2 separate regions of the Homo sapiens genome follow, and region 2 is linked to region 1. A link is an interaction called in ENCODE POLR2A ChIA-PET data of the cell type or tissue named here. Cell type or tissue: PC-9. All regions are shown on one strand. Links, peaks and the distances in the headings refer to the core of each region. The heading gives the core; the rest is flanking DNA.

Evidence for each region. ChIA-PET counts read pairs that join two places held together with the same protein. Peaks named below come from ENCODE experiments on the same cell type or tissue, not always from the same donor. Only the 100,000 strongest peaks of a DNase experiment are listed, where the experiment ranks them.
Region 2: POLR2A ChIA-PET joins it to region 1 with 25 read pairs; 3 of 35 experiments call an interaction of 5 or more read pairs at or near these places.

What each region holds. Positions count from the first base shown.
Region 1 is chr11:19,773,097-19,784,339 of GRCh38, reverse strand. The region is part of intron 1 of NAV2 (neuron navigator 2); the gene reads right to left. Among named protein-coding and RNA genes, the nearest start is that of MIR4694, 19 kb to the right of the region's middle. RefSeq lists a silencer at 6,958-7,107 and an enhancer at 11,167-11,243. In PC-9, for the core only: no CTCF peak of the experiment used is centred there; DNase peaks (open chromatin) are centred at 4,429, 6,639 and 7,849; H3K4me3 peaks cover 1,995 bases; H3K27ac peaks cover 905 bases.
Region 2 is chr11:19,823,314-19,834,556 of GRCh38, reverse strand. It overlaps NAV2 (neuron navigator 2), which reads right to left. Exons shown (of 38, transcript NM_145117.5): 2 at 1,956-2,073. Among named protein-coding and RNA genes, the nearest start is that of MIR4694, 69 kb to the right of the region's middle. In PC-9, for the core only: no CTCF peak of the experiment used is centred there; a DNase peak (open chromatin) is centred at 5,236; H3K27ac peaks cover 1,077 bases.

The DNA of each region.
Region 1 (11,243 bases), core at 2,001-10,000:
CTTGGCTCACCGCAACCTCCACCTCCCGGGTTCAAGCGATTCTCCTGCCTCAGCCTCCTGAGTAGCTGGGATTACAGGCATGTGCCACCATGCCCAGCTAATTTTGTATTTTTAGTAGAGACGAGGTTTCTCCATGTTGGTCAGGCTGGTCTTGAACTCTCAACCTCAGGTGATCTGCCCACCTCAGCCTCCCAAAGTGCTGGGATTACAGGCATAAGCCACTGCGACTGGCCAATAAAGCCCCTCTTAACCATCCTACATTAAAGGTAACCTCCACCATTCCTCCCTATCCTTCTCACCCTGCTATATTTTTCTTAATATAATAGCATTCATCACCATAAAAAGTAACATGTTTTGCTTATTATCTCTTTCTTCCAGTAAAATATAGGTATGAAACTTTTTTGTTGACTCATATATTCCCTAGTTCCTAGAAGATGTTTCATAAATGTGTTGGATGAATTAAGGTAACATCATGATCATTATCATTATAACAATGGCTAACATTTATTGAGCATTTACTATGTGCTTGGATGCTGCTCTGAATACCTGTATCTTACTAAACAACCCTAACAACCTTGAATTTGGAATGATTATCATCATCATCATTTTACAGATGAAGAAACTGGGGCTCAGAGAAATAAAGCAATATTCTCCCCAGGTTGCACAGATCATTGGCAGAGCTAGGAGGGAAGGGGGGTTTGACTATCCCCAGTATCTATGCATGAAGCCACTGTTCAAAGTCTGATAGCAAAGATACCACATCCACCAGCAGCTCAAGGACTTAGAGAATCAGACGAGGGTTCATACTACTGCCTGTCAGGGCTTAAAAGCCCTCCTTTTAAGAAGTCAGGGAGGGCTTCTTAAAAAAAGGGGACTCAATCTGAGCTTCAAAAGGATGGGGTGATAACATGGAGAGATGGAAGAAGCGTGAAATTGGAATATCACCAGGCCAACCATGCTGATTGGAACTAACAGGTTCTATGTGGAAGCTCTGCTGAAGAAGACCTAAAACACTGCTATCATCTAAAAGGCCTTGAATCCCACAAAGGAGTTGGACTTCATCCACCAATGGACTGGATCCCACAAAGGTTGGAACGAGAAATCAGTAGTCTTGAATCCTGAAACTTCACATCGGGAACAATGCTAGAAAAATAGGCAAAGCTATAGCTGTGAAACAAAAGACTCACTCCTGGACCCTCTACAGACATACACACCTTCCTAAGCCCAGTAAACATACTGGAGCTGATAAATCCCATTTAAAGTGCCTTGCTTTCCTATAGATTCATTTGTGCCACAGGACCTATCATGTTCCCAGCAAGCACACAGCTCATCTCTCACTATGACAAAGATAATGTATAATGCAGGTGCTTACCCTTGTCCCACTCCACAGTGTTATAACCAGACATATTATTTCTGGTCACAAGGGCAATCCTCGACTACATCTCAGCCCAGCCAAATATCTCCATCACACCTTCTTGTTACCCTGTTTAAACAATATCTGTCAACTCATTCTAACCCTTCACTCTAACACCCATTCTTAGTGGGAGGTCAGGCTCTTCCACTGCCTTTCCACCTCCCTGGCTATTGCTCTTATATTAGAAACAGCATTTCTGTAACAATCTCTGAATCAAAAAGAACAACCCTTGGGAACAGCACCTGGGTCACCCAGCCCAGATCTCTGGGCTGGCAGCTGGAAAGACAATGGCAGCCTGGTCCATGTGTCCTGGAGAGTCTTAGAGACCCTGAAGAAAAGCTTAGCCACATGCCTTCTGGGTGGCTGGCATTACATTACAGGAGCCAGAAACAAAACAATTTTTTTCCCTGGCTTCACACAAAAACAAAAACAATTGCATAAGTAATGTAAGCACTGCCAGGTCACCAAAGGGACCAATTATAAATCTCTACTTCTCTATTAACACAAAAATGAAGGAAAATGTGTTACCTCAAAATGTCATTAAGAGGAAGTCACTTACTAATTTCAGAGGCTTTCTCTCCTTCCCTCCCAATATTCCTTTCTTTATTTTCCTAGTAATTAACCAAAGTCAAAACCTTCCTCACATGCTTTGGTTTCAATTCAGGAAAGTACATCAAGGCTATGAGGGCTCATTACCCACAGCGGAAATGCATATGGAACTATTCCTGTATATTCCAACCTGCTTTCTCAAGGAAAGAATGGAACTTCTTGCCCTTGAGATTTTGGGGAATTAGTAGAAAATGGACATGACTTCAGTACCTGGGAGATGGTCAAATCTATGCCAGTTACAATTAGTGGAAAGCAGGAGAAAGTCCTAGAAGTCCCTGAGAGTGGAAATGACCGTTGTTTTCTAGCTGAAGGTGGTAATACTTTCATGTGAGTGTTAATGAGCTTTAGTCAGGAAAAAAAACGGAAGTTGTTAAGATGGGAATCAGTCTATACGTGTAAAGAGCTGAAGCAAGCTGATGGATGTGTTAATTAGTTTGATAGTGGGAATCATTTCATAATGTATGCATAGATCAAATCATCACACTGTACACCTTAAATATATACAATTTTTATTTGGCAATTAAGCCTCCATAAAGTTAGGGATTAAAAAAAAAAAAGCTAAAGGAGCATTTGTCTTTTAAACACAGCACCTGGGAGCTCAGGAGTTCTGCAGGGCCCACAGCATCCTGGCCTTTGGGAGGGAGCAATATAACTACAGGGAAGCAGACAGAGCCCTTTAACCCACTGACCTCTTTTAATCTGCTTGTTAGCCTGGCTGTGGACAGGCCCAGGGGGTCTTTGACCAATGCCTCTCTGGGGAAAGGTCAAAGGTCAGGGGCACATTTCCCTCATCATCATTATTCTCAATTATTCTTCATGCAGAGCCACTTTCTCCTTCATTTTGAGGAAGAGCCCCCTTAAGTGTTTTCCAAGACGCTGAAGGGTGATGACCCAACCCATCCCCACTCTCCTCTCCACCTCCCTCCCAGGATGTCCCTGATCAAAGGGGCTAAGAGGGGATTGCAGTGAACAGAGAGGCCCCTCACAGAGAGAACTGCAGCAGTGAGCACAGGCATCTATACTGCACGCTCATGCAGACCCACCTCAGCAGCAGGCCCTGCAGCGCTCTAGGAGGCATCCAGGGTGTCTGATACAGCAGTTCAAGGTACAGCCTTTGCCATCAGACAAAGCAGCACTTCTAAAGTTACTAGCTCTGGAATCTTAGGCAAGTCATTTAACTCTCTGAGCCTTAATTTCTTTATCTGAATAATGGAGATAATAATAGTTTTTATTTCAGAGGATTGTAGAGAAGATGAAATAGAATCATACACATAAAGCTCAAAGTAAAGGTTCAACACATGTTAGCTATTAATATGATTTTAGCAGTAATTTAAAAAATCTTTTCTTGATGATAAATGTAACATATGAGCTTTGTACAAAACTAGAATATAAGGAAAAGTATAGACCAAAAACAAACAAACAAACAAACAAACAAAAAACAGTCCTGGTAACTTCCCCCCAAGAACTTGGCACTATTGACTTTTGGGAATGTTTCTGTTGAGTCTTTTCTCTGTGTGTGGAGAAATGCACACACTACTGGTTCATCTCGTCCGTCATCATATGAGCAACCATTCACTGACCACCAACTAATTGCAGAACGCTGAGCTCAAATCCGGATACATTTTTTTCCCTAATTTTTACTGTAATTCTGTGAGGTGCTGTAGTCTCAATTTACAATGAGAAAACCAAAGATCGAAGAGGTAAAGCAACTGGCCCATGTCACAAGGCAGTGGCTCCTGTGCAGAGCTCTGGCTACAGGTCTTTCTGACTGGACTACCTGCACTCCGTGCATTAGCACAGGCTGCCAGGGGGCCTCTCTCAGTGCCTTTCCTTTTGCCATTCTTGGACTCTACCACTCCTCAAATAATACCAGCTGCTCCATAAGTGGCCTCATTGTTTCTCCTTGCTCTGCCTAAGTCCAAAGAATTTAAAAGAAGGGAACTAGGGTGTGGAGGGAAGGTGGTAAGAATGTCAGAACCACCCACAGTATGCTCTGTGGCTGTGCCCCAAGCTTATCCCCTCCCAGTGGGTGCTTTGGACCTGGGCAGTCACCTCCTCTCACTTTCATCAAAGGCCTGTGACCCTGTCAGATGGGATTTGGACAGATGTAGGATCTACCAGCTACTGCCTTCTCTCCTAGGTGGGCAGGTGCATTTCTGACATTCCCCTGCAGAGATAACATATAAAGATGCAAGTTTTGCCTCTAATTACTCTGGGCCTTATTTTTGATCCAATTAGCCTTAAAATAGAACATGAAGCAAGACCTTTAATTCTACTATTCAAACAAAACAATGCATTTTCAAGCTGTGGGTTAACTGATTTCATGTTTATTGAAGTGCATCAGTGATAAAAGTTCGGGCACACACCTCTGGCCCCAGGCCTCATTCTGGAGCAGTTATTCACACACAATTGACTTCCAAGATGTTCCCAGGGAGCTCCTTCCTGCTGAGGGCTACTAATGATTCAAAGGTAAGAAAGGTTTGTTTTCCCAGGGCCCATTAGAAGAACCAACCATTCACCCAACAGTACAACGTAGAGTGGGGACAGATTATGTCTCATTTACCACTGAAGAAAATAATGATAGTTCCCATTTAACAGACAAACATGCTTCCAACTCTATGCTGGATCATGTTCCTGTATTATGCCATTTCATCTTTTCACAACCTGGGGAAAGAGAGTTGTAAAACAGCCTTTTACAAAAGAGGAAAACTGATTCAGGGATTAGTAAGTGGCAAGGCTGGAATTCAAACCAAGAATCATCTGCAAGCAAAATCTTTCACAACGAACACAGGCACCAAGGCTGTGCTCTGCACAAAACACACAACAAATAAAGGGTAAATTGATCAATCAATAAGTGAATGAACAAAATGCAAACTAATGATACTTCAGCTAATGATGTATCAGTGGTTTCTAGCATTCACAGAAAAGCTGAGGCTCATCACTGAGGATATCTGAGGCTATCTGGACGCCAAGACCCAGTCATGCCTCTTCCTGCCTGGGCTCTGGGGCAGTGGGATACACGGGACAGAAACTGCTACTCCCTCAGGGCTTCCCAGTTGCTTGAGCTCCCCTAGCCCTTCCTCCACCTCATGGGGAAAGGGTATTTTGGTGGACCATAACTACCTTGGGTGGTCCTCACAGTTAATTTGAAAAGTGAGACAGCTCTAAAGATTCAGGCAGACCCAATAAAGGCTGACCCCTGACCCTTGTTGAGGAAAGCTCCCTCCATAGACTAAACGGGCAGCAATATCGGAGTGGAGAAGACATCCCAGCCCTTACCATGGCCACCTGCCACCAAGCTCCAGAAGCCATCCCCTGGGAGGCTCCACGTTTTCCCTGCCTGGCAAATCATTCTTTTTCTTCTTTTTAAAAAAGCATTTAGGTTTGGCAACCTGACCCTATGCAGTTCAGATCGGGACCCAGCTTTCCTATGCTGCCTGTTAGAGTGGCATCTCAGGTACAGCTTGGAGAGAAATTATGTGAAACTCTGGCCTCTTCCACACCAGTCTGGTTGGAGAAAGATTCCAGGAAAGGATTAGGGAGCTGGAATCATGACATAGTATAGCAAAGGTGCATAACGTCTGCTAATGTTACAGCACATTAAATGAAGTTGTAAAATAGTAGCTTAAAGTTAGGCAGGCCAAACATAACACAAGAAGTATGAAAAGCAAGGTGCCATTTTTCCAACAAATAAGTTCATTATATGAAGACCCAGCTTTGGTTGATTTAGCATCTTGGTATCCAATGCAGCTGCTGTGACTTTCTTTTCTTTCTTTCTTTTTGTTTTTTTTGTGTTTTGTTTTTGTTTTTGTTTTTGTTTTTGGTAGCATCTTTAAAGACCTCACACCAGTAAGTATGCATTCCAGTTTATTAATCATACCTATTTCTTACTGAATCCTTTTTATATGCCAGGCAATCCACAAATATGATTTCTTATCCTGGCACTAGTTCTACAAGGTGGGAACTTGCTCCATTTTACCGAGAAGGAAACTAACATCCAAGGGGGTTAACCGACTTGGCCACAGCACTGGCTGACTTTAATGGGGGAATTATGGTCCCCGCCAGTTGAAACTATCCGATAAAAAAACAATTCACAAAAGCAAAACCCAGAGATTTCCGATCACATTTCCTCTTTGGGATGGAGAAACAACTCAGGCTTCTTTGGGCAGCAAGGAAAATCCTGCTATCCTCAGCTCTCCCGGGACTGATAGGCGGTTATTTTTGAAAACGGAGGAGGGAAAAAGTACCTGCACCCTGGATGGTTCTTTGCAAGCTTGAAAGAGAACTAAGCCATTGTGAGAGGCGGGAGGAGGACCCGGTGCATACTCACTCACTCGGGGCTCATGTATTCCCCACAGACAAGCCAAACCGCAGTAGAGATCAATAGCCATGTGCACCCCAAAGTATCAAGACACAATGGGGGCTCGGGGGACGCGGACCACGCTGTCCCGGGACAGGCTGTGAGGGCGCAGACATGCTCGTAGGAGACAATCCCAGCGTGTGCAATCCAAGAGAGCTCCAGGAATTCGTAGGTGGAAGGGACGGAGAGATAATGCAGCCCAGTCCCACCCCCCTTCAATGACTCACAACCAGAGACATACACACATCGACTTTCCTGGTTTAAACACACACACCTCCCCTGAGATCTAGCTTCAAAACAATAAGGGAAATACCAAGTGCGGAATGCATTTCAGGGGCTTTCCACCACCCGGGCCAGTTCCTAAAGGGGATGGGGGGCGGGGTGGGGGGTTAAAAAGTAGAGCAGCGCCCAGGGGGTGCGGTCTGCAATCCACCCTTACCAGCTTCATGGTGGTGTTATTCTGTTCCCAGCGCCACAGCATCACGCTCATCTTACTTCAGGGCGAGGAAGGAAGGGGCAGAGGAAAAAGGAGGAGGGGAAAAAAAAAAAAAGCCGAAGCACCTGCCCGCGCGCCCGGCAGGTCTGGCCGTCCAGTCCCGGGTCTCCTCTCGGCCGCGGCCCCTCCAGGCATCCCCGGCGCCCGCGGTCGCCTCGCCCCCGCCCCGGGGCCGCTGCTGCGCGCGGGGACCCTACCCTGGAGACCGGCGCCCGCGCTGCCCAGCTCTCGTGCCTCCCTCGCTCGCTCCCCGCCGGCCTCCCCGCCTCCGCCAAATCAAACAACTCGCCCTGTGTCCAAGCGCCCGCTCCTCGCAGCGCGGAGGCCGCTGGGGCCGCGGCGGCCGAGGGCGGGGTGGGGGGGGGGGTCGGCGGCTGGTGAGTTCCCCGCCCCCTAGCTGGCCCGCGGGCCGCCCCGCGTGGCACCCGGCGCTTCAGTGGGCCCTTCGCCACTGCCGCCGGTGGGCGCGAAGGGGGAAAGATGGTCGGAGTTGGTGGGAGGATACTTAACTATTTCGGGGAGGGCGTGGGTAGTAGGGAGAGCCTTGGGCAGAAGATGGGTAGGGGTGAGGCCGGGGGAAGGGGCTGTGGAGCGCAGTTCATGGCTCCCGGGTCCCCATGGGTTCTTAGCTCAGACACCAGCCGGCGCCTCACTATGCGCACTCATCTCCATCCGCATTTTCTTTCTGCACAGAACTCACGCAAGTTGACAGAGCCGCCTCCCCCTGGAGCAGTTGGAACTATGGCTGCAGGATGGATGCATTTCTGACCCCCACAACTCTAACCACACACACACACACACACACACACACACACACACACACACACATTTTCTGACCCCCACAACTCTAACCACACACACACACACACACACACACACACACCCCTGCCCCAGCCCACACGCTGCGTTCCCAGCAATATTTATTTCCTGCCACGTGAAGGACAGAGTTTGGGTATTTCCAAACACACCTTGCCTGGCCGCTGCTGGAGAAAGGCCATTCAAGGCCCTCTGGAGAGGAGGAGAGGTCAGGCAGCGACAGAGGAGGCAGCCTGTGGCCTTTATTTCCTCGTCTGCCTGCTCCACCTGCCACAGGCCCCGGGTGCCTTCCTTTGAGGACTGGGGACCTCCCCACCTTCCTGCCCAACCCTTGTCCTAGGTCCAGCATCCTCTCATCTGGCAGTGACCCTCCAGGGGTCCCCAGCAACTTTCGGTATCCTGAAAAGGCTCAAGAATCCTTCAGCTCCCCAAGGAAAGATGGCACTAGCCACCCAGACCTCGGAACTTGTTTCTGATTTGGGCAGCCATGACATCCTAGGATGGAAATCCTGGCTCTCCCCCACTGGCAGAGAGTTATAATGAGAAATCATGGATTGCTTTATTATATATTCATTTCCGTAGTCAAAACTGTTCATAATGAGGAAAGGTGATAAAATTGGTCCTAATCTTTTTCATTCTAATCTTTAAAACATGGCAATTAGATCAACTTGTCACCCTACCTAAACCTTTCAGGACTTGATTTCCTTTCAGAGTTTAAAAATCCCAGCTCTCTTCTATGACCTGCAACCTGGTCTCCCACCCTCTGGCCAGCTGTGTTGCAGCAACAGTGGTCTGCTTTCTTTTTCTCAAACACATCCAAATCATTCCTACCTCAGGACCTTTGCACGTGATAGTCCCACTCCCCGGAGCACTGTTTCCCCCTAGACTTGCCCATGGTCTCATGTCTAATGGCACCTCTTCAGGGAGACTTCTGACTCCTAATGTTGAAACTTCTCGTTCCCACACTCTCTTCCACTCCATTACTGTTGTCTCATCGTCATTGTTTTGCCTACTGAGTTAACTTAGCTAACCTGTATTCTTGTTTCTTTTCTGCCTTGTCCCACTAGACTACAAATTCCAACAACCTTGTCTGTTTTGTTTCCCTACTGTTCCCCAGTACCCAGAACAATGTGTGGCCCATAGTGGGAGCTCAGTAAATGTTTCCCAAATGAAAGGCTGTTGATGATTGTCCTAGTGTCCGTCCATGCAGCTTCCTCTACAGCTAGGACTGAGCCAGACCCAGGCAGCAGATCCCACATCCTGCCTCGGGCCCTAACTTAGACTGAATGACTACAAGAGGCCCTTCTATGTACATCTCTACACACATTTCTGAAGAATGAAACAGAGGCAGCAATATTTGCTGTCTCAAGGGAAGGGGCACAGGCTAGGACAACATATCAGAAATGAGAGAGCATGTGTCATTTGAAAAAGCATATTCTGTATTAAAATATATTTATATATTTGGAAAACAAATCCTAAAATAATTTTTCCAAAAATAAAGCTTGACAAATCTTATTGGCTAAGAGAGCAAAACACAAGATATCTCTATCACAGCTTTTTAAAGCCTAAAGTTCCTTGGAGTTGAGTGGCTGGATAAAGAATCCAAAATCCTGATTGTGTGAAAATACTGCAAGATCAGGGATTTATACATTTTCTGGGAAAACATCATTAGGTTCATTATACTTTCTAGGATAGCCACAACATTTACGATCTATACATCTGCAGAAAGTCATTGAATGAGCAACTAGTTTCCAATCTTTGCTGGAAAAAGGTGAAAAAATACCACTCATGGTACAAGGAGAGATGGGAAGGTGTGGAGGGAGATACAGAAGGTACCTGCCTCAGCTTTAATTAAAGAGAATAAAGCCTGTGACCTTTCCCTTCAGATCTCACACACCTTAGGTCATAGGTATTCTAGCTCATTTAGCAAACACTCCTTGAGCATCTACCATGATGCACTTACCCAGCTTTGCCGAGGGTGTTGAGAATCAGGGAGGATTCCTTGTCTGGGGTATGTGTCTCTCTCTGTGTGTATGTGTGTGTCCCTACCATGCACACACACAGTCTAGTAAGAAAATGGACAAATACACCAACAGTTGCAATGTAATGCAACAGGTGCTACAAAAGAGGCCTGTATAGTGTACAGCTGGGTCATAAAGAAAAAAGCTGGCTGAGCGCGGTAGCTCACACCTGTAATCCTAGCACTTTGGGAGGCCAAGGTGTGAGGATTGCTTGAGTCTAGGATTTCAAGACCAGACTGAACAACATAGTGAGACCTTGTCTCTACATAAAATTTTAAAAATTAGCCAGGTGTGATTGTGCATGCCTTAGTCCCAGCTACTTGGAAGGCTAAGGTGGGAGGATCATTTGTGCCCAGGAGTTCAAGGCTGCAATGAGCTATGATGGTTCCACTGTACTCCAGCCTGGGCAACAGAGTAAGACCTCCACAAACTCTGCAAAAAGAAAAGAACAATGCACAAGGCTGGGGAGCATGGAAGGACTTCACAGAGGTGATGCTGACCTGCTTCTGGCAGGTTTGACAAGAGGAGAGAAGCATCTCAGGAAGGTGGAATAGCATGTGCAAGGGTGTAGAGGGGTGAAAGTTCATGGCAGGTTCTGTGTGTTCACATCACATGGGGTTATTTGGTAGGCTGGGACAAGCAAGATTGCTGTAAAGGACACTCTATTCTTAATTCTTATAAATAGGGGAATGATTTGTCCAAGCTCCCATTTTAAGAAGACCTAGTAACAGCAAGAAGATAGCTTTAAAAAGGTAGAGACTGGAGGAAGGGAGACCAATTAGATGTCTGTTGAAATCATGCAGGGGATGGGTATGAGGACCCAAGCAAGAAGAGGTGAGTGGAAGAGATGCCTGATATCACCAGCATGATGGTACAGATGGTTCCAAAGGGTAATGGCTGTGAGTTCACAGGTGTCAGGACCCTGTAGATTTGCAGAGACAGAAGTGGCTTCTCACAACCTCCTCATCCACCAAACCCCTCCTACCACCTTTCTCCTTCCTCCTATTTCCATAATCTTCCACCAAGACCTTTGATGTGAAGTAGCGGAAAGAGATCAGTCTGTGTTGACCACATGGAACAATGCTTATGAAGGTCTGCCCTGAAGTGTGGTCTGGTGCCTTCCAGCTGTTGTCCTCTTTTTTCAGCTCATGGCTTTCTGACCCATCCCCTGGCCCTGACTGCCAGCTTAGCCTATCTCCCTGAGCATGACCATTCTTGAACTCTCATGGTAGCCACGAGGTAGGGTCCCAGTGTTCTGGTACTGTGGAGCCCCTGGTGGGGCTGACCCCTCAGAGTCTGGATCTGCCTTTCACTGAGTGGTGTCCTCTGTTCCAGACCTTTCCCGTCCCACCATACAAGAGACCTGTCCCACATCGTTCAATCACTCAACACTCCCATGTCTGCCTCCCATGCTTCTCTGAATTTTCAGCACCTGCCCAGCTATGGCAGCCACATGATAAATATCTCCTGAATGAAAGTTGGACTGTCCATCTTGCTCATCAAGGTGGAATGAAGAGGGGTTCAGGC
Region 2 (11,243 bases), core at 1,511-9,510, 51 kb before region 1:
AGGTACCCCTTCTTCTGAGGTCTCAGCCTTCCACATTTGTTATTTATTCTTAGCAAGGAGTACAGAACTGGAACACATTGGTGCTCAATAAGTGGTTACTAAAGTGAAGGAGGACAAGGCCCCGCACTAAGTTAAGCATCTCTGGAGTAAAAAGTAATATAATACAGCAGAGCAAAGAACAGAAGCTTTAGAAGCAGACTGCCTGGGTTAGAATTCCCATGGAGACTAGTCAGGTGACATTGGACTACTAAGCTTCACCGGGCCTCAATTTCTGCATCTGTAAAATGGAGAGAATACCACCTACTTCAAAAGGGTTTTGAGAAAATGAGAGATAGTTTAAAAGAGCTTTGGACAATAATGATGAAGAGTAAGAGGAAGAGGAAGAATTGGAAAAAGGAATGTGGCAGACAGACTTTACAGCGACCCCTAATGATGCCTGCACTTTGGTATTCATGCCCTTGTATCATCCTGTCCCCTTTGAGTGTAGGGACCTGTGACTTGCTTCTAACCAATAGACTATTGCAAAGCTGGTAAGATGCCATTCCCATGATTATGTTAAGTTAGGTAAGATTCTACCTTGTTAGCAGACTTGTTCCAGAAGCTTTCTCCCATGCTGGCATTGAGGAAGCAGGCAGATATTGGGAGGCCCATGTGGCAAGGAGCTGAGAGCAGCTTCTAGGAGGTGATGGTGGCCTCCAGCTGACAGCCACCAAGAAGCCAGGGCCCACAGTCTTATAACAGCAAGAAAATTAGTTCAGCCAACAAACTGAGTGAACATAGAAGCAAACCCTTCCCCAGTTAAGCCTCCAGATGAGAATGCAACCCTGGGCAACAGCTTGACTGAAGCCTTGCAGAGGCACCCAGCTAAGCTATGCCTAGACTTCTGATGCACAAAAGCTGTGAGATAATAAAGACATGTTGTTTTAAGTGGCTAAGTTTGTGATAATTTGTTATACAGCAACAGAAAACTAATACAGGGAGAGGAGGAAAAAGGAGAAGAGGAGAATCAATGGCAGGTAGTCTAAGAAATCAATCACAAGACAACAGGGAAAACAAACTCCTTTCTCTTTGAATGGCAGCAGTAGTCCAACAGTTTCAGCTAAGGCCAACCTTCTGTGTTTTCAGGTACGTACTCCACGGATTTGAGCAGAGCTCCAACTATGAAAGACTACTTCTCACACTTGAAGGGTAAGCAACTTTTCCACAACAACATGCCAGAGAGGCTGGGCCCTGTCCTCTCCTTGCACCTTCTCCCTTGGCCAAGGCTACCAGTAACAATAATCAGGCTAATGCTGTCCAATTGACCTGTAAGCCTCCTCTGTCTGCTCTGGGCTCTCAGTCAGGCCCATGGGGTGGTTACCTTAAGGCCCAAGGCAAAGCTGTGGCCAGTATCCACCCACGTGCCTTCACTGGAGGAACTCTCTCCTCCCAGCACATGGTCAAGGCATGACAAATTCCACTGCTCAAGTTCCCTTCCCCTAGTATTAACCCGGACCATCTAATCCTCTCTGGAGTCTTAGCCTTTGATTTGTCAGACCCAAGTAGAGTTGGCAGGATTAAACCAGCCCCACGTTACTTTTTTTTTGGAAATATTTCCAGAGTAATCCACAAAAGTACCATCCAAAGGGGGAAATGAGAGAGCCAGAAAGATAATGGGAGGCAAGAAGTGGTGCAGAACACATCTTCCCCAAACCACCAGCATTTCCCTCTGGCCTTGGCCAGCCTTTCTTCTAAGAGAATCAAGATGATATTTCTGTGTATGTGACCTTAACAGGAAAAGCATAAAATCAAGCTGGTACTCACACAACTTAGTCAAAACACAAATCAAATAAATTGTCAAGACATGAGACAGAAAGCTGCCTTCTGAGAGATTTCAGTGCTCTGTTCCCCTCACCCCGGCCTTTTGAGATGGCTCCACTGTAACTCATTACCCCCAAGGTAAAATCTGCTCTTACCCACAACCTGGATAATCTGGGCCAGGAGGACGCCATCTGTCACATCTTGCTGGAGATCCCTGATGAGACGCTTGTGGCCGGATTTGGCTAGGTAATGATTGGCCCAGTCTGTGTAGATCTGTAAAAAAAGCAAACAGGCAACTTTAGGAAGCCAGTCGGATCCCCTCTCAGAGTCTGAGGCAGCTGCTCGGGCCGGCACAGTGGCCACTGTCCCATTGGTGAGCTTTCAGGGCCAGCCAGCACCATTAAAATTCAGTGCATTGTGCTGATCACGCATTCAGCTAACCATAGCTGGGCCTTAGCCTATTGAGAGGACTGCCGTCAAGATTCAGGGAAAAACTAAAGAAAGCTTCAAAACATGCAGAGGGCTGAATGAGACAGGGGACACAGAACTAAACAGTCTGCTCCAGACGGCTTTGAGAGGCTGCAGCTTTGAGAGGCTGCGACTCTAGATGCAAGCAAAGTCTCCCCCACCCCTTCCCATCTTTTTCTCTTTATTGAGAAAACGTATGGGGAGGTTACCACCCAACAGGCATCTCTTAATGGGCCATTTCAGGGTAAGGAGGGCTATTGAGCTATTCTGAGTTCTCAGGAGCCTGGGTCCCTTGAAAAGAAGCCAAGTATGAAAACAGAGCCCCTTCAATTACTCTTGTGTGAGTGAAGTTATTTATGGCCTCACAATAATCTCAAATTTAATCGGTTTAATTTAAAAGCCAGGCATCATTTTCACTGTTGGGATTCTGTGAACAAAACCAAGCAAATTCCAACATATTTAAACACAACACTGTTGTGTGCAGCATTTTAGAAGGCAAAGACTGGCTGACCCATGGAATCAGGAGAACAGACCCCCTTGGGGAACATATCTGACCTGCTCTTCCTGGTCACAGAATGGTCAGGAAAGAAGAATATTTTCTTTCGAAACAGGCCAACAAGCACAAGAAAACTCTTGCCTGAAAATTTTCTCCCCAGCCATCAAAGCCAAAAACAAAACAAAAAACCTTCTGATTTTGAGTGCCAAGTTCCATGCATGGACTTGTGAGTTTGCAGAAGAGTGTATATGTGAACATGTAGGCCTTAGGGTATCAGCACCTCTTTTTTTCAAATGGATAGGAACAAATGATTGGTCAAAAGGAGAATGTCCTGCCTCAACTGGTTAGTGACAACAGGCTCAAGTACTAATCCCATGATGTCTCCACCAAAATGATGAAGGTGATCATTCTACCTCAACCAGTAGGCCTGCTCCGAGGATCCATGTGACTCCCAGAGCAGCATATGGTCTCATCCTCACCCTCCATCCTGTTCTTCCAAATGCCTTTCCCAGTGTAATCCCACACAATGGTCATCCCCCCCCACTCCCCATCGCGCCCCCCCCCCCCCCGCAACACTCCTGGAATGGGAACAGGAGCCGGGGTCAGGTTTGCCAAGCAGAGACCTTCTAAGGAGGTAGCATCTCTGGCTACTCCACCTGGGGACCATGAGGGCCTCATACCAGGAAGTGATGAGGTGGAGCTGCATCTTCTGGTTCCTGAAGAGATGAGAGCTGTAGCACCTGTCCACCACCCACCCACCTAGAAGCTCTGTCTTCCACTGCAAAGGTGCACCCACAGTGACCTTCTATTTCACAACACAGCCCAAGGATCCAATCCTTAAATCCATGCTAGTCTCCTTCCCCGTGACTCTCCAGTTGTCAGAGACCAACGATCCAGTAAAGCAAGAGTATTTTCAATTTTATAAGCACAAAGAAGGCTCAGGAAGTAGACCCCATCACCTTTGTAATGACAATAGCCAACTTGAAATTTAAAAGATCATTAAAGAAAATTATTAAGAGGGAGAGAGGAAGGAAAATAAACATTAAAAGGAAAAGAAGCAGACATGGGTTCAGGTCCCGGTTCTGTAGGCTCCACAAGAGTAGGGATTTGGGTATGTTTTGTTTAATGACGTATGCCAAGTACCTACAAGAGCACTTTTGAAAGAGTGCCTTATGCAGAGAAGGAGCTTAATAAATCCAACTAACATACAGTGCCTACTACATGCCAGGCACTGACATAAACATTTTACACACGTTAACTCATTCAATCTTCATTCTATGTGGCAGAGGTTATTATTGTGTCCACTTTTCAGAGGAGAAAACTGAAGAGCAGAAAGGTAAAGTAACCTGTCCAAGGTCACAAATAAGTGGCAGAGCCAGGATTTGAGCCCAGACTAACCTATTTTACAATCCCTTTGACATCCTGCAATGCCTCTCTGAATACAAATGTGAATGTTAATCGAGTTATTCATCCCTTCCGTGGCATCCTCCTACTGACTCTAGGTTCATGCCTCTATTATGTTCTCAGTGAAAGAATTTATCTTATTTTATTTTTATTTATTTTTTCCCAAGACAGAGTCTCGTTCTGTCACCCAGCCTGGAGTGCAGTGGCGTGATCTCGGCTCACTGCAACCTCCGCCTCCCGGGTTCAAGAAATTCTCCTGCTTCAGCCTCCCAAGTAGCTGGGATTACAGGTGCATGCCACCACGCTTGGCTAATTTTTGTATTTTTAGTAGAGATGAGGCTTCACCATGTTGGCCAGGCTGGTCTCTAATTCCTGGCCTTGTGATCTGCCCACCTCAGCCTCCCAAAGTGCTAGGATTACAGGCGTGAGCCACCGCACCCGGTCCCAGATTTTAAAAGTAATCAAAACCCAAACCTAGATCTTTCCCTTGCTATCTGAATGCCTTTGGATAAGTGACTCTACTTTTCTGGGCTTCAGTTTACTCACCTGTAAAATGAGTACAATAAGGCCTGCTTCAGAAGGTCGATGTGAAGACTCAGAGTGGGACTATATGGAAGTGCCTGTCCTGATCCATGCTGGGGCTCAGGAAGTGAAGGCAATTGGGGAGAAGGGTAATAAAGAGGCGTGCTCTGGAACTGACAGAGTTGCTTTAATCTTAGCTTCTATGCTATCAATTCCCTCTGTGCCCTCTGGCCTAAGTGTTGTCATTTGCAAGATAATGATACCTACATCATTGGTATTATGAAGATGAAATGAGCTCATACATACAAAGGTCACAGAATCTGGCACATGCTAAGTGTTCAGTAAATAAAAGTTAGTAATAAAAAATTTTATTAACAGCTTCGTGAAATGGACATAACAAAATCGGCCACAGCCTCCACCCTGAATCTCCAGGATACAAATGACTCAAGGATTTCTTCCCCTTCTCACAGCCAAATTTCAAGAGTCTGGAATATCCCCTACCTGGAATAACAAAGTATGGCACAGTGTCAAAGAAAAACAAGTCAGAAACCGGCCAGGCTGGTATATAAAGCAAGGCTTCCTTCCCTAACTAGGGGATGCACCACACTGCTCTCTCAAACCCTGGAGGGATTTCCTCAGCCACGTGGGAGGGACCATGAAGTTTACAGTTTAAAGCCACGTGCACCTAAAACATCAGCTGAGTGAGAAGTGAACATCAACAAGGGCACAGCTGAGTGGGATGAGATGCTGTGCCTCAGCTCATCCCTTCTTAGATGATTAAGGTTCTTTAAAATAGACATACTGTCTCTACAACTAGGTTTCTTTGTGAGTTTGCACAACACAGCAAGAAGCCAAGGTTAAACTTATTTCAACAAGTGCACATACACACACACTGCGATTATAGAGCCACGGTGAGGCCACACAAGTATCAGGTACACTCACAAGAACTTCTACAGGATAGAGTGGTTGGAAACGGCTCTGCCAAAGTGAACTTCTCATTCTGAAACAAGAGCTCTTCTCTCAACTTTGATTTACCTACACACCAATGCCAAACGAACTTTCCTAGGGCGCAGCTCTAATCTAATTACCCGTTCAAAAAATCATCAATGGCTCCCCACTTCCCACTGAATTAAAGGCAAACTTGAGCCCAGGAGTTCAAGACCATCCTGGGCAATGTGGTGAAACCCCCTCCCTACAAAAAACACAAAAAATTAGCCGGGTGTGATGGCACGTGCCCATAGTCACAGCTACTGAGGAGGCTGACGTGGGGGGATCACCTGAGCCCTGTAGGTCAAGGCTGCAGTGAGCCGTCATGCATCATTGCACTCCAGCCTGAAAAAGGAATGAAATTCTGAAACATGTTACAACATGAATGAACCTTGAAAACGTAATTCTAAGTGAAATAAGCCAGATACAAAAGGACAATATTGCATGTTTCCACTTACAGAGGTACCTACAAGAATCAAATTCATAGAGACGAAGTAGAATAGGGGTTAAAAGGGTCTGGGCAGAGGGAGGAAAGGGAAGTTTTATGGGTACAGAGTTTTGGTTTGGGATGTTGAAAAAGTTCTGGAGATAAATAATGGTGATGGTTATATACCATTTGTTACATGAATGTACATAATGCCACTAAATTGTATATGTGAAAAATGGTTAAAATGGTAAATTTTATATCTATTTTATACCATCCCCCCCTTAAAAAATTGTTTTTAAGAGTCAAGGTCTCACTCTGTCTCCCAGGCTGGGGTGCAGTGGGGTAATCAAAGCTCACTGCAGCTTCGAACTCAGCCAGCTTCCCTGACTCAAATGATCATCCTGCTTCAGCCTCCCGAGTAGCTGGGACTACAGATGGTGCCATCACGCCCAGCTCATTGTTGATTCCCTCCCCACCCTCCCCTTCCTCCCCTTGGTAGAGACGGGATTCCGCTCTACTACCTAGGCTTGTGAAACTCATAGAACAAAGGATCCTCCCTCCTAGGCCTGGGCGTGGGCTCGCAGAATGCTGGGATTCCCAGATTACAGGCCGGTGCACCACACCAGGAGCAAACACTTCCCACTTTAAAAATTCAGTTTGTGATTGGCTGTCATTCAGTATTATGCTAATTAAGCATGCCTGTTTTTAAACTTCTTAAAACAATTTTTTAAAATTAAAAAAATAATAAAAATAATAAAGGCTAACTCTTCACACTTCAGTCAAGGCAGCCTTATCATCCATCTGTCCCAGAAAGTCCTCCAGCCTTTGAAGGGGAGGCAGCGTGTGTGGAAGAATGCAGCCTTTGGAATCTGAGCTAGTCAAGCTGGCCCTTGGCCCTGGGCAATGTTAGTTTCTACTAATCTTTCTGTTCTTTGGTTTTATCCTCCATAAAACAGGGATTATATCAAACATATTATAAGGCAGCGGCTGGCAAACTGCAACCCGGGCCAATTCTAGCTGACCACCTATTTATGTAAACAAATAGGCGGTCAACAACCTCGGGACAGGTATCAGGACACAGACTCATCCATTTATGGTCTCTGGTTGCTTTCGTGCTACAAAGCAAAGCCGAGCAGTTGTGACCGAGTGACCTGTGGCCCACAAAACCTCAAGTACTGACTACCAGCTCTTCACAGAAAGTCTGCCAGTCTATGTTATAAGGACCAAATGAAATGATACACCTACACATACCACATGCTCAGTAGTAATAATACGATAACCCTCAGGAAAACTGGACACACCCCACACTTCCCTCTCTCTGAACTCAGTCTATCCCCTCTGCCCAGGTGCCTCTGCTGCCTGAGGCCATCTCACCCAGCTTAATTCCAATGCCTGTCCCCCATCAAGTCCCTCTTAATTTCCTGACCCAAACCTCAGCAGCCTGTGATATAGCAGATGTAGAGAACGTGTATGCTGGCACCACCTTTCCACTCCCACTCACCCATCTCTGCACTCCTGGTAGTGCGTCACAGGGGCTGGCCCACCGCAGGAGGCTGGTAAGTGGTCGCCAGGTAGAGCTGAATATGGAGAAAAAGGGCAAATCTTGGGAAACTGATTACACTTGAGACTTACATGATGTGGGCTCTCAGCAAATCCTCCAATCAGAATCTCTTTATTGATTAAAAAGAGCAGGGAGCAGGGAAAATAAATCACTCCATAGCTCAGGCTCATTAATCAGAAACCATTTCACAAGGATCATTAATTATCTGGAGTTTCCTCTCCCTTCCCTCCCTGTCCCCAGCTCTCAACTTTTTGAAGTGAATCAAGAAAACACCTAGATTTATTTTTTAAGTCAGTGTTCATGGGCCATGCTAATCATGGACATAAATTCAGCCCCATCTCCTTCACTTGCTGTTTCATTAGCTCATGCAAGGAAAATCATTCTTCCAAGGGGTACCCTTGAAAAATAAACTTATAATTTCTTTAGTCATCAAAGATAGATTTCATCAGGTCCAGCAATTCAGCAAAAACGGAGCAATGTGCGTTTTGAGTAAGGGCTCAAGATTTTGAGTAAGGGCTTAAAGCAAGCAGGCTTCCTGTCTGAGCCTCAGCTATCCAGAATTGTTTTCTCCAAAGGCTTTCATTCCCTAAAATGATGGAAAATTGAGGGCTGCTGTTGCTTTTTCCCCAGGAGCCCATTGATTCTTCATCCTGGTTTGCCCCCAGGTGGATAGCTGTGAAGTTTCAGTAGAAACTGATTGGACAAAGAACAGCAGGAAAGACCAAAACCACCATCCCATCCCCAATTCCAATTCTAAATCATCAAGTCATTTCACGAGAAAGTCTCTAGGATCCTTTGACACTAGTACCCAAGAATGAGTCCAGCCATCCTCTTGCTCCAATCACTCCATCTTGCAGAGGTACCCCTCTGCCCATCCCTTCTAACCAAAAACTCAGTGCTCCAGAACTGCTCTGTGAGGGAGAGAAGCTGCTGTCAAAGGCTTGACAAGATAAAAGGGGAAGGAAAGCTAAGACAGCTAAACAGTGAATTCATTTTGATTCACTTTATTACCCCTGACAGAATTTTAAGGAGTGCATCATTTGTTTGCTTATAACTCCACATCATTCCACATCAAACAGGCTGAAATCCAAAAGAGAACATTTTGACAGATCAATTCAAGTAAAGAACCTAATCATTAGTTGTAATAACAAAAACTGATAATAATTGTACCATGTTAAACCAAAGGGGATAATAACACTGCTAAGTTTATACTGCAATTAGCCCTCAAATGAAGCCGGGTAGCACTAAAGAACCCAAGAAAAATTCTGCAAAACAACTGCACTGAAAGTGCTAGAATGGAGCCTTAGCTACCAAACTATAAATGCAGATGGATATGCCAGGCAGCCTGATGGATCCAGAGGCAGATGGCATCAGGTTAGCAGCTCCAGGAGAAACAGAGCAAACTGTATTTCTTAGAAGGAAATGCCAGTGTGGAGACTAATGTTTAAAGTAAACCAGTCGTTTAGCATCTGAGGCATTTCCAGTGGATTGATTGTAAGGGGAATGCTACTGTTTGGCCCCAATTCAGGAAGCCTCACTCTAGACTTTGGTAATGTCATCATATAATGCCTTTTTTTTTTTTTTTTTTTTTTTTTTTTTTGAGACAGAGTCTCACTCTGTCTCCCAGGCTGGAGTGCAGGGGTGTGATCTTGGCTCACTGCAACCTCCATCTCCTGGGTTCAAGTGATTCTCCTGCCACAGCCTCCCAAGTAGCTGGGATTAAAGGTGTGCACCACCATGCCCAGCTAATTTTTGTATTTTTGGTAGAGATGGGGTTTCACCATGTTGGCCTGGCTAGTCTCAAACTCCTGGCCTCAAGTGATCGCCCTCCTCAGCCTCCCAAAGTGCTGGGATTACAGGCATGAGCCACCACACCTAGCCAACACAATGTCATTTCTAAGACTGAGCAGTACGTGGTTAAATGGTTTAGTTCTGAATGCTCTGGAGTATAAAAAATGATTTTGCAACAATAGTAGAGTGTTCATTCTGTCCTTGAACACCACAAAGAATGTCACTGCTTATTCAATTGTTCACAATTTTAAGAAAATCGAAATGCACCATTTGTTATCAAGAGCTAAGCTGGTGACACATTCATTCCTGCATCTGCAGCATCTAGCAAGGAGTATGATACCCATCCCCACAGGTATCAACCACAAGTCCACATAACCTTTTAGCTGCATGGGGTGAGGAAACCGAAATTAGCTGGTGGCTTTTTCCCACTTTCCTCTCTCCTTAACGGTTTAATGTATCCTCCTTTTAATGTAGCCCCCACCTTGGGATTAAAAACCACCTCCTTACAATAGTCAAATAGGTGAAATGGTGTCCCCAGCCCTACACACTGGAGAAACAGGCAGAGCACAGAGAAGCAAGTCTTTTGCTCAAGGCTGCACAGCACAACAGGGGTTTCTGCTCTCCGGTTTCTCAGAAAAGTCCGGTTCTGCCCAATGTCCCTGCAGTGCCCCACATGCCCAACCTCTAGGGCAATGACCATCATTCTATCCCCATCCTTGCCATCTTCTGATGTATTACTTGGGACATTTGTGGGCTTTCTGCAACCACAAAATCATAAAGGCAAGTGTCTACAGTCTCAGGTGTAGGTGTGGACCAGGGTTGAACTCTGGCTTTGCCTTATAAGCTAGGTGACCCTTGGGGAGTCATATCCCTTCTGAACATCAGTGTCCTTCTGAACTTGTGCAGTGGTGATATACAGTTGCTTTACAGATTAAATGAGATCATATAAGTGGTTAACACAGTGTCTGGCACATAGTATGTAGTAAATAAACAACCATTATTAATATTCAAATGAATAACACTGAGTTTTGGAGGAATAAGTCATTCTAGATTGCTGAAGGTTTACACTTCTGAGAGCCACACATTTTAAACAATTCCACTGGGATTTTTTTCCAAACAGATTATAATGATCTGATTTTTAATTAACACAATTGCACTTTTTCTTTTCTTTTCTTGTCTTTTTTTTAATACTTTAAGTTCTCAGATATGTGTGTAGAACGTGCAGGTTTGTTACATAGGTATACATGTGCCATGGTGGTTTGCTGCACCCATCAACCCGTCATCTACATTGGGTATTTCTAATGTTATCCTTCCCCTAGCCCCCGAGTCCCCGACAGGCCCCGGCCCCAGGGACGTCACTATAAATGATAGTGTTTTGATGTTTACAAGGATGTGTCCTTAGGACCTACTGAGTTGCTCGACCTTCCTTAAGAGACCCCAGAGTCTTTAGAAACTGTATAAGCTGGGCACAGTGGCTCACACCTGTAATCCCAGCACTTTGGGAGGCTGAAGCAGTCAGATTGCTTGAGCCCAGGAGTTTAAGACCAACCTAGGCAACATGGTGAAACCCTGTCTCTACAAAAATAAGAAATAGGCTGGGCACGGTGGCTCACGCCTGTAAATCCAACACTTTGGGAGGCCAAGGTAGGCAGATCACCTGAGGTCAGGAGGTTGAGAACAGCCTGGCCAACATGGTGAAACCCCTTCTCTACTAAAAATACAAAAATTAGCCAGGCATGGTGGTAGGCACCCATAATCCCAGCTACTTGGGAGGCTGAGGCAGGAGA